2 separate regions of the Homo sapiens genome follow, and region 2 is linked to region 1. The links are chromatin contacts, found by Hi-C or POLR2A ChIA-PET in ENCODE. All regions are on one chromosome and are shown on one strand. The core of a region is the stretch at or near the end of the contact, and the rest is flanking DNA. Distances in the headings are between cores, read along the strand shown. Region 1 holds the start of CCNE1 (cyclin E1). Region 2 has its middle 15 kb from the start of PLEKHF1.

The links. Hi-C counts contacts between places; a loop is a spot of excess contacts on that map. ChIA-PET counts read pairs that join two places held with the same protein, here RNA polymerase II (POLR2A). Pooled maps may share reads with other maps.
Region 2: a loop to region 1 is called in a pooled map, with 4 times the contacts of the local background. The contact joins the enhancer-like site here to the promoter of CCNE1 in region 1. A Hi-C loop is called at or near these places in 2 of 37 single-sample maps with no recorded cell type and 7 of 50 pooled maps. POLR2A ChIA-PET finds 5 or more read pairs at or near these places in 4 of 52 experiments (H1, MCF 10A, activated B cell and 1 more).

What each region holds. Positions count from the first base shown.
Region 1 is chr19:29,810,711-29,815,765 of GRCh38, reverse strand. CCNE1 (cyclin E1) reads right to left here and starts at 3,775. Exons shown (of 12, transcript NM_001238.4): 1 at 3,614-3,775; 2 at 3,188-3,234; 3 at 2,990-3,077; 4 at 2,729-2,797. The coding sequence starts at 3,210. RefSeq lists silencers at 369-528, 3,692-4,321.
Region 2 is chr19:29,677,867-29,683,476 of GRCh38, reverse strand. No RefSeq gene overlaps it. Among named protein-coding and RNA genes, the nearest start is that of PLEKHF1, 15 kb to the right of the region's middle. Within about 2 kb of position 2,821, at least 18 of the 41 ENCODE cell types and tissues checked have a DNase peak (open chromatin) inside an H3K27ac peak, as active enhancers do.

The DNA.
Region 1 (5,055 bases), core at 2,526-5,025:
TCCCAACTACTCGGGAGGCTGAAGCAGGAGAATCACTTGAACCTGGGAGGCGGAGGTTGCAGGGAGCCGAGCTCGCGCCATTGCTCTCCAGCCTGGGTGACGGAGCAAGACTCTGTCCCCCCCCCAAAAAAAAAAAAAAAAAAGCAGAGACCATTAACATTGACTAAAGAACAAAATAGACAACTGGGGTCACTATAAATGAAAGTGGAAACTCGGGCTGTAAGTGCTACCTCGAAGACACAGCACATGGTGGCGACCACAACACATTGGCCGCCTTCAGAGGAAGCCCAAGCACTTTCAGTTAGAAGAGCAAAGCCAGATAAAGCTCTTCCCCACCCAATGTACAAAGAATTGGGCATGCAAATTATCCATGACAGCTCCTGCCAACAGCTGTGCGAGCAAGGCTGCTTCCTTTCAGTTCTAGTACCATGTGCGGGTGGCATTTCCTTAACTCAAAAAGGGTCACATTACAACCGCTGTAAGTTGTTCTTCATTCAGGAAGAATGAATTCTAGTCTTGAAGGCATAATGCTGGGTGCCACCCTCTACAGCCAGATGGCTGGCACATCTGAGAGCAGGCCTTTGGACATAGATGAGTCCAGCAGCAGTTCCCAAACTAGGTGAACCATCAGCAGACAAATGGTTTCCAAAGTTGGCCTTTTTAGGGACCAGTGGATGAGGTAGAATAATTAAGTCTATGTCCTTGAGTGTACACCAAGTTTCAAAGCAAGATCTGTCTGACTTTATTTAGGAAAGAATGAGATAACAATAAGAGACCCACGGGATTCCTAACCACTCCAACTCCTCATACCACTTTTTTCCTTACATAGGATTATTTTCTGAAAAGTAACAGTCCAGGATTCCACTTCAATAGAAAGATTGAGTCTTGTGCAAAAAAATTAAACAACAAAATGGACGTGTTAAGTAGATCTTAGATAAAAGGGTATTCTTTTCATTAAGAACAGCCTAAGATGAAAATTAAAAAGCTTCCATGTGGTCTCGATGAAGCAGTTACACAAGAGTTTGGCACAATGGCTCCAAGTAGCTCAAGACTGTCGTACTGGGGGGAATTATGATAACTCCAGAGAAAAATTCTGTATGTGAGCAGGGAAAAAGGTTCTGTTGTACCCCCAAGTTCTAGTTTCATGAAGCTCCACAAAGAAATAACAAAGATACTGCTCCATACATAGACAGCTAATGTTTAAGCTATCTACTCTACAAAACGTATAGAAATCTGTCGCCATTAATCTCTGGATAACCACGAAAATGCCTTCTAGTGGGAAATGGTATGGCTATTCCGGCAGCACAGCTATCCACACTGTGGCCAGGGGACAGAGCCACAATCCGTCCCAGGAGGCACCCTCGTCACTGCTCAGGCTATCCTTGAGAACAGACATGCTTCTAAAACTCCAAGAATGCAACAGGGACGGCCCTGCTTCATCTTCAGCTGGAAGTTTCTTTTCTATTCAAAACACAGCTGGGAAAATAAACAGTCCTGAATTTCACAAAGTCAGAATTCATTTTATAATACCTAAAAAATCAACTTGCTTGATTTGAATGTACTTTAAGGGAAGAAAAAAAAAACTGGGGATATGCCGTCTCATTTCCGTCTCTGAAATGATTTCTTTGAATGAAAAAGGAAATCAGCAACCCTTTCTTCAATAGTCAGTGGACCCTCCTCAGAAATGCTTATTTCGGGGGACCTTACATGCAGTGACAACTGCTATTTAGAACACGGCGCACTGCGTTGAAACCCTTCACGCTTCCAGATGAACTACCCTGGCTGCTGCTCTGCAAAGTGAGGGGCTTCTCTGCTAACCTAGCTGGGATCCCTGCACTCAGGTCGAACACTGTTTCTGTTCAGCGTTTATCTGTGATAGAGTCAGAAGGCCTGACCAGCTAGTTTAGAGATAGGCTGCTTCCCCCACTGGAGCCATAACTACAGTCTCCAGCCATTTCTGAAAGTAAAGAGATAGTACAAGCTTTTTCTGCAAGAAACTTCTGATATTATAATGATTATCACACTGCATGCAGGAAATTTGGCAGGAACTCCTTAAGGAGAGAAAAGAAAAGCAGTCAAAAAAAAATGTATTGAGACACCACCTATCATTACACTGAATGTTCCACTGATACTCTTGCTGAGGTCAGGCTGAGCTGGGGATCAATGCAGGTAATTGCTGGAGGGGCTATAAGAACTTCCAGGGCCAGAAAGAGGAGAAGAATTTGAAATCTGACCTACAGAAGACGGAGGAGGTCCTTAAACACCATGACAAGAAAAATAGGTGTAGATAGGGGGAAAGTTGTTGCTTATAAACACCCAGGAACCCTCCCCCAGTTCACCAGCTTTTACAGACAAGGCCGAGAGCCCAACTTTGCCCCTGGATGGCACAGGACTCTGGGTTACTTTCTTCCTCTAACTGAGTCTCAGTTTCCTCCTGGGCAGAAGGGGAGGACTGAATACTGTGATGTCCATTCTGGTTCTTCCAGGCTAGGCACATATCTGTAATCTCAGACGGTGCCAGTCAGGAACACCAAGCTTCCTGGAATCCCAGGACTGGCAGAGGCCAGTGCCCACTGACAGGTACAGTGCTGGGCCATATGGGCTGTGGCTGCATTAGAGAAGTTCACTCTCACCAGAGTGTCTCCAGCAAGAGACAAGACAGCATGAAACCCCATGTGACCCAGGGGGAGAAGGACCTCCACAGAGGCCCAACCCCGGGCGGACCTACCTGGCTCCCACACTGGTCCCTCGCCGTCCTGTCGATTTTGGCCATTTCTTCATCTGGATCCTGCAAAAACTAACATGAAGCCACCCCCATGACCCCAAGGAAACACACCAAACAAGACAAAAACAGAGAGAAGAAGAGAAAGCTGATCAGGTTATGAGCTCCGTTCCTGCCCAAGGGACCCCCGCCCCCGTAGGCAGAGCCAAGTCGGGTACCCAGGTGAGATGGGGGGGATGCTCCCCAACCTGTCTCTTTTGTACTCACAACGGTCACGTTTGCCTTCCTCTTCCTGGAGCGAGCCGAGAACTCCGCGCCGCCGTCCTCCTTCATGGTGTCCCGCTCCTTCGCATCCCTGTGGACCCGGGTGGCACCGGGCCGGGTGAGCACCCGCGGCCGCCCCTCCCCCACGCCACCCGTCCCGTCCCGTCCCGTCCCGTCCGGCCCCGCGGCGCGGGCACTCACCGCTCCCTGCGCTCCCTCGGCATGATGGGGCTGCTCCGGCCTGAGGCCTGCGGGGCGGCGCGGGGTGAGGCGGCGGCGGGGTCAGGCCGCGGGCCCAGTACCCCTTCCCCCTTTGCGCGCGGGCGGCCGGGCGAGCCAGGAAGATGGCCGATGGCGGGGTGGCCTGTCACCCGCGACCCGGGCACCCGCCGACCCCCGACCCGGGGTCCCGCCGCCCCCGCCGCCCTCACCGGCCCGTCGCCTCCCGGGGCCCGGGCTGCCTCAGTGTCCCCTCCACCCCACCCCGCCGCGCTCTCAGCACCCTCCCGGGCGCCCCGCGACGCCGCCCGGGGACCCGCGACCCGGCCGCACCCCGCCCCCACCCAGCTCCCCGGCGCGGTCTGGGCCCCAGGAGTCCCTGTCCGCAGCCCGCGGCAGTAGACTCACCAGGGTCTTGTCCGCGGCGGACGGCGCGCTCCAGTCCCGGCAGGCGGCGGCGGCGACGGCAGTGGCGGCGGCGGCGCCGGGAGTCGGCGGGCCGAGCGCGCGGCGGTGGCGGGATCCGCGCCTGCCCCCTACACCGCGCTGGCGGCCGCGCCGGCTGCTCCTGCGCCCGGCTCAGAGCGGGACATTTAAAATCCCTGCGCGCGGAACCGGCCCCGGCCCGCCCTCGCACCGCCCCGCCGCGGCTCCCAGCCCCTCAGCGGCCGCGCGGGACCCAGAGCCCGTCCCGCCCCGTCCCTCGCCCCGCCCCCGGACCCGCCCCTCCACGGCGCCGGCCCGCGAGGCGCAGGGACGGGGAATCAGGGGCGGGGCCGGCGGACAGGGCGGGGCCAAGTGACAGGGCCTGCGCGCCGAGGGCCGGGCGCGGGGCGCGGGGCGCGGGACGCGGGGCGGGGCGGCGGGCGGGACGCGGGAGAAGTCTGGCGCGCGGCGGCGAGGGGCGGGCCGCGGGCGCCGGGGGCGGGGCCGAGCGGCGCTGGAGCGGCAAAAAGCCGCGTGGCTGGCGCGGGTGGAATGTAAACACGGCGGGCGGCGCGGGTTCGGGCCCCGGCAGGGCTGAGCCAAGGGGATGTGTGGGGGGCCTACCCGAGGAGCACCGCCCGCCGTTCCTCCGCGCGCGCTGTCCCGCCAGGCACGCCCTCCCCGCCCCCGAGACGCCGAGTTCCGGGCCCTGAGTCCTGGGCGGGGACATCCCCAAGGTCACCGCGCCTGTGCCTTGGCCTAGAACCAAGGCTTCAGGCCGCGGGGTCTGGGGCTCCCTGGGGGCCGGCTGCTATTCCTGGCCGCCTGTCCATTCATCCGTCAGTGCATTGGGTCGTTCATTCATTCATTCAAGGAATCTGTGAGTTCCTTCCATGCGCCCCTTCCATATGCGCCCCTCCCCCGCAAGCCCTTCCTGGCTCTCTGAAGACCTTTCTGACTCTGGGATTCCCTTGCACCCCATCTCTCACTTAAAGCCTTCCAGTTGAGGCCGGGCGCGGTGGCTCACGCCTTTAATCCCAGCATTGTGGGAGGCCGAGACGGCTGATCCCTTGGGGTGTTCGAGACCAGCCTGGGTAACAGTGAGACCCCCATTTCTACAGAAAAAGAAACAAAAAGCCTTCCAGTTGTTTCGCATAAGGGTCAAATCCACACTCCGTGTCCTAGGCTACAGGCTCCACAGGACCTGACCCTGATCCCCCACCCTCAGACCTCAGGCCTCCTCTCCACAGCTCCTCTGTCCTTTCTCCCTCAAGACTTGTATTTTTTATTGTGGCGGGGGGTGGGGGGTGGCAGGTAGGGATAGGGTCTTGCTATGTTGCTCAGGCTGGTCTCAAACCCATGAGCTCAAGCGATCCTCCCGCCTTGGCCTCCCAAAGTGCTGGGAGCCCAGCCCCTACACAGTC
Region 2 (5,610 bases), core at 1,572-4,071, 130 kb after region 1:
GCTGTCCCCACTCTCTGAACTGTGTGTCCGGCCCCCATGCTAATTTCTCCCAGTACTCCTTTGAGGACTTACTGATTTCCCTAACCGCTTGCTCCTTGACCTTTGGAGAGGACACCAATATGCAGAAATACCTTGGACCTAGTAGTAGGGACACGGGCGCTTTAACAGAGTAAGCCCTGGAAGCCGCTGGGTTCTTCCGCATCAGTGTCCTCTAAGTTGAGGTTTGTCTCTGAATTCTGTTGCCTCCTCCGGCTTTGACTCATGTTCATCAGCCGTGAGGGGGAGACCTGCTGAGTGAGAGTCCATTGTTTTGGGTTTGCACAAAGGCGCCAGTCACTGTGTCCATTGTGCTACTGAATGCTCCCCTTCACATCTTGGAGTTGCTCATTGCTGGGTGGTTTTCTCTGTAACTGATTTAAAACCGTGCAGTGCTCCCCAACTACGGACAGGCTCATTCTGGGAATGAATCTAGACCCCAAGATCCTCACCTCCATCCCTTTCCCTGGACTCTCCTGAGAGCCCTGCACCGTGACTCACCTGCTGGTGTGCTCCAGGGACCACCCCTCCCTCTGCACAGTGGGAGTAGAGGCTTTTGACCCTCAAAGACTATAGTCGGGGGATGGGTGCACTGGCTGCTTAGACCCCTGTCCTGTGCCCATTTCTAGAGCCAGGATATGGGTGGGGTCAGCCGTATCAGGCTGTGCAGCAGAAGGTGAGGAAGAGGAGGTTCCGGGTGGAGAAGTGCTGTGCCACTGGCAGCTGCCACCCTGGGAGCTCACTCCCAGCCACACGTGGGCATGGAGCTATGAATGTGCCGGGTTTCAAGGTGCAGAAACAGCATGAACGCAGAATAGAGGGGGCTTGGGGAGCCTGTGGCCTGCCACGGGGTGTATGACCAGCACCCCCGGCCCCCACGAAACGGTCTTGTTAGAAGCCCAGTCCCCCCTCCCGCCCCCGACCCCCAAAACTTGCTGAGCAGTTGTGCTTTGACTCTTGCTCTCTCTGTACCAACTCCAGCTCTGGCGTGGGGGAAAGAAACCCTCAGGGATTGGGTTGTGCCAGCAAGTGGTTATGGCTGGGGCAGGCGAGGTTCAAAGGCCTCTGCTTCATGGTGGGGGCCCCCAGGAGGTCTGGTGGCTGCTGAAATCCAAAGGCATTTTGGTATTTTAAGGGTATTAGTAATTTGCAAACTGTACGAAGTGTCCCAGTGTGCTGCTCCAGAATCCCGGAGCCCAGGTCCCCATAGCCCAGGTGCTGCCGTGGGCAGCTAGAGGAAGCATGATGGGCGTAGCTGTGCTGCTGCGGGAGACAGGGACTGCCTCGGGCACTTCTGGGCAGCCCAGATGACCAGCCCCAGGCCCTAGGCTCTCTGCCTCCCAGCCTGGGACCACAGTGGGCAGGCCCTCTTCTCCAGAAAGCCTGTGTTTCAGGGTCAGAATGTCTGGCAGGAACCCTGAGCTGATGCTCCAAGGATTGAAATTTCCCCTTGTTGTTGCCCAGAAATGTCTGGCTCTGCCTGCCCACATCCCCATTCCTTCCCTGCCTGCTGCTCTGCTCTGAGCATTGGAACATTCCATTCGGAGCTGGACTTGGTGGTGGTGATGGAAGCCAGCAGGAGAGGGGGCTTGGGAGGCCAGAGGCCACACAGCTGGCCGCAGCTCTGCTCCTGGCCCGACCCTGACACACAAGTGCAGGGTGCGCCCACCCTCTGGGCCCAGTTTCCAGCCCTGACGCCAAAGGGGATGATGGAGAGGAGGCTGGAGTCTCCCTGGGGTCACTCCCTGTCCTCCCTTCTACACTGGCCCACACCTGCCTCTGTGGCCTCGCCTGAGCTACTCCTGCAGGGCTACTCCTTCAGGTGCCTGAATGCACCACAGATGCCTCCATTCTGGGCCTGGGGCCCTGGAAGGCGTAGGGGAGGAGGTGGAAGGAGCAAGAAAGGGTCGAGAGACACCTTAGGGTTTGGCTGGGTTGCCCAGGTGTAGGTGTTGGCAGAGGCAGGACAAGCGGGTTGGGCAAAGCCAATGCTGTCATTTTGGGACACATGGGCTTTGAGATCCCTGTGACATCTTCCCAGTGTCCTCCAGGAGCTAGGGAAGTTGACAATTCCTCCTTGCAAGGGAAGCACCTGTGCGATGCCCAGCGGTGCAGGACCATGGGTTGGGGGCCATGGAGGCCAAAAACAAATGAGAAACACCTGTGCTTTCAAGGAGCTCAGATGCCAAGGCCAGGTTTGGGGGGCACAGGCTGCCTGAGGCTCCTTGTAGAGAGTGGAGGTGGGAGAGCTGGAGCAGGGGCCACCGGGCCTCTGGGGGCACAGATGGGTGATCCACACTACCTGGGGCAAGCCAGGAAGGCTTCAGAGAGGAGGTGGCTTCTGTGCCAGGTTCACAGGAAGGGCCGGGCCAAAGTTCACAGGCAGACTGGGGAAATGGTGGGTATGGGGTCAGCAAGCAGCCCAGGACAGGCCGGAGCCCAGATCTGCTGGGCCGTCGAGGCAGACCCCTCCCTCTGCCCACTCTGGGCCCCTGCGTTGCCTGAGGTTTTGCTCCTGGGCACCGGTTCCATCAAGTCTGCTGAGGGCAGAGGCAGAGCACGGGCATGGACGGTGTGGGCGCCTCCCAGGTGAAGAGCCTAGATGCAGACAGAGGCAGAGGACCCTCCTTCTCCCAGCCAGCAAGGGCTGAGGGGCAGCCCTGGGCCTGCGGGCATGAGGTGTTAGGAGGCGGCCTCTCCCCTGCCCTCAGCCCCAGGAAGTTCACTTCCTGCACATCTCCTCAGAGACGGCCCCAGCGGAAGTGGTTGCCTTGGTTTGCGCGTGTGGCCCGGGTGGCAGCGGATCCTGGCTGGGAACTGGGTCAGCCTTCGAGTCACCTCCAGGCCCCATCCCAGGGGCTGAGCCCAGGAGCGGCTTTGCCTTCTCCTAGGCCTCTTTCTGGCCTTGTTCAAAGAACAGGCTGGGCAGGGAAGTGGCCAGGCCAGCGGAAACCCTCTGGTGCCAGCCTGGACGACAGCCCCATGGAAGCCTGGAGCCCGGCCTGTGATCAAGTCAGACCCAGCTCCAGAAAGCGCTACTTGGGTGGGGTGGGGTGGGCATTCCTGTCCCCACCTGAGAAGGCCACTCACATTTAGCGTCTTGGAGGGGGACTGTTCCCTAAACCCTGGGCCAGGCTGAGCCCTCCTGCTGGCCCTGCTCCTGTAGAAATACACCAGGAACACCAGTTCCCATCCACAGCCTGGCCTGGAGGCTCCAGGGTGAAGCTCAGTTGCTTTCATTATCATCCTCTCTACCCCGATGCCCCCAGCCCCATTTTCTACCTGACTCATTTATTCATTCAACATATGTTTAGTGCCAAGGACAGGAAAAGACAGTTACCAAAAAGGCCCAGAGTCCCAGTCCTCGTGGAGACTACAATCCTCTGATAAAGTCCTACCATCCTCTGAGGCTCAACCAAACACCGCCTCCTCCAGGAAGCCCACCCAGCTGTTTTGGGAGTTCCTTTCTCTGGCTTTGTCTATCCCTCTCTCAGGGCTCATGACATATCTCCTTTAGCCTTAGGATGGCCTCACGTGACCTGTCTCTGCCTCCTTGGAACCAGCGCATGGGTGGGCCTCAGTAAGTGGCAGTCGCTGCCACCATCAGCACCTGCACCCCATCATCATCAAGGAGGGACAAAATTCTTGGGGACCTGTGAACCCCCCGCCTGGCTCCCTGGCCTCTGGCAGGCAACACCCCAATGTTACCAGCATACATGATGGCGGGCCCATCTTTAAGAAAACTTGGCATGGAAAAATCCCAACCACCAAAGCCCACAGGTAGGGGCTACTTGACCTTTGTGAAAGTCTCCTTAGTGTCTGCAGCCTCTGGGTCCCGTGGGAACACTGCATCCTGCAGAGCTCTAAAGGGAGAGCTGGCTGGGTGCGGTGGTTCACGCCTGCCATCTCAGCACTTTGGGAGGCTGAGTTGGGTGGATCACCTGAGGTCAGGAGTTCGAAACCAGCCTGGCCAACATGGTGAAACCCCACCTCTACTAAAAATACAAAAATTAGCCGGGCGTAGTGGCACGCACCTGTAATCCCAGCTACTCGGCAGTCTGAGGCAGAAGAATCGCTTAGAACCCGGGAGGCAGAGATTGCAGTGAGCCAAGATCGCACCACTGCACTCCAGCCTAGGCGACAAGAGCAAGATTCTGTCTCAAAAAAATAAAAAAAATAATAATAAATAAAGGGGCTGTCATCAATCCCAAAGAGCCCTGGGGTCACAGCTGTGACTGTACTTGCCATCTTGAGCTGCACTGCTCTGGGCTGATTCCTGCAGGAGCGGTTCTGGCCTGCCCCTGTGGGTGGAGTGGTGGGGTTCTGATGCCCCTCAAATGCATGGGCCTGTTCTCGGACCCTCTCCTCACCCCTCTGCACCTCCTAGGAAGAGGCAGGGGACGAGGCAGGCGCCTCCCAGGAATCCCATGCTGCCTGTGCGAAGGACCGGCTTCTGGCAGGGACATGGAGTCCAGGCACAGCTGGGAGGAAGATTTGAGAGGTGGACAGCAGCACTCGGCTGGCAGGACAGTTGGTTCCCGTGTCCTTGCCAGGCCTTGCAAGCAAAGCCCCAGGCAGGAGCGTGAGGCTGGACCCTGGCCCAGCAGCCCCGTGCTCCTGCCAGACCTCAGGCTCAGCTCTGGGGAAAGGGAGCATCTGCAAACAGCAGAGGCCTCGGCCCGAGGCCTCCTGACCTTCCCAGGCGTGGGGGCGGAGTGCAGGCAATGAGCAAAGCTCAGCTGCATGGCTGGGACTGAAGACAACTTCCAGAGCCTCCAAGGAGCTTCCCCACCCAAGAAGGGGACTGGCAGCGGTGCTGTGGCGAAGCAGGAGAGACGGCTGCAAGCTCTACAGGCTGGCCTTCCCCTTCCGTGCTTGCTCCTTGAGGCAGGGCCCTCTCCGGGGACTGCCTGGGCAGCTGGCCTAGCTTCACCTGTCGACCCGAGCCTGGCCCAGGAGGCCATCTCTGGTGGAAAATAAACCTGATAGGAGTTGGAGACAGGGCCTCCAGGGCAGCACCTTCCCTTCCCGGGCCCACTGGCCAGGCCCACATCTTCCATTTTGGGTGGCTCTGCTCTCTCCCAGCATACTCCCCTCTGTGCCTCAGTGGCCAGGGACCCCGATTCATTCAAACTCACACTGGCCCCAAACACCATGCAGTCCTGGGGGTCATTCTGCTTCCTGGCGCCCCCTCGGCTGTCAGCCTGGAAGCTGACACTCAGTGCCTGTTGGATGTCTCAGCATAGGCTGGGTGTGTGGTGGCTCCCACCTATAATCCCAGCACTTTGGGAGGCTGAAGTGGGAGGATTGCTTGAGCCCAGAAGTTCGAGACCAGCCTGGGCAACATAGGGAAATCCTGTCTCAATAAATAAATAAATAAATAAATAAGAAATTAGCTGGGTGCCATTGGGTGTGCCTGTGGTCCCAGCTACTTGGGAGGCTGAGGTGGGAGGATGGCTTGAGCCTAGGAGGTCGAGGCTGCAGTGAGCCGTGATTGTGCCACTGTACTCCAGCCTGGGCGACAGAGCAAGACTCTGTTTCAAAAAAACAAACAAACAAACAAAAAACTTCTCA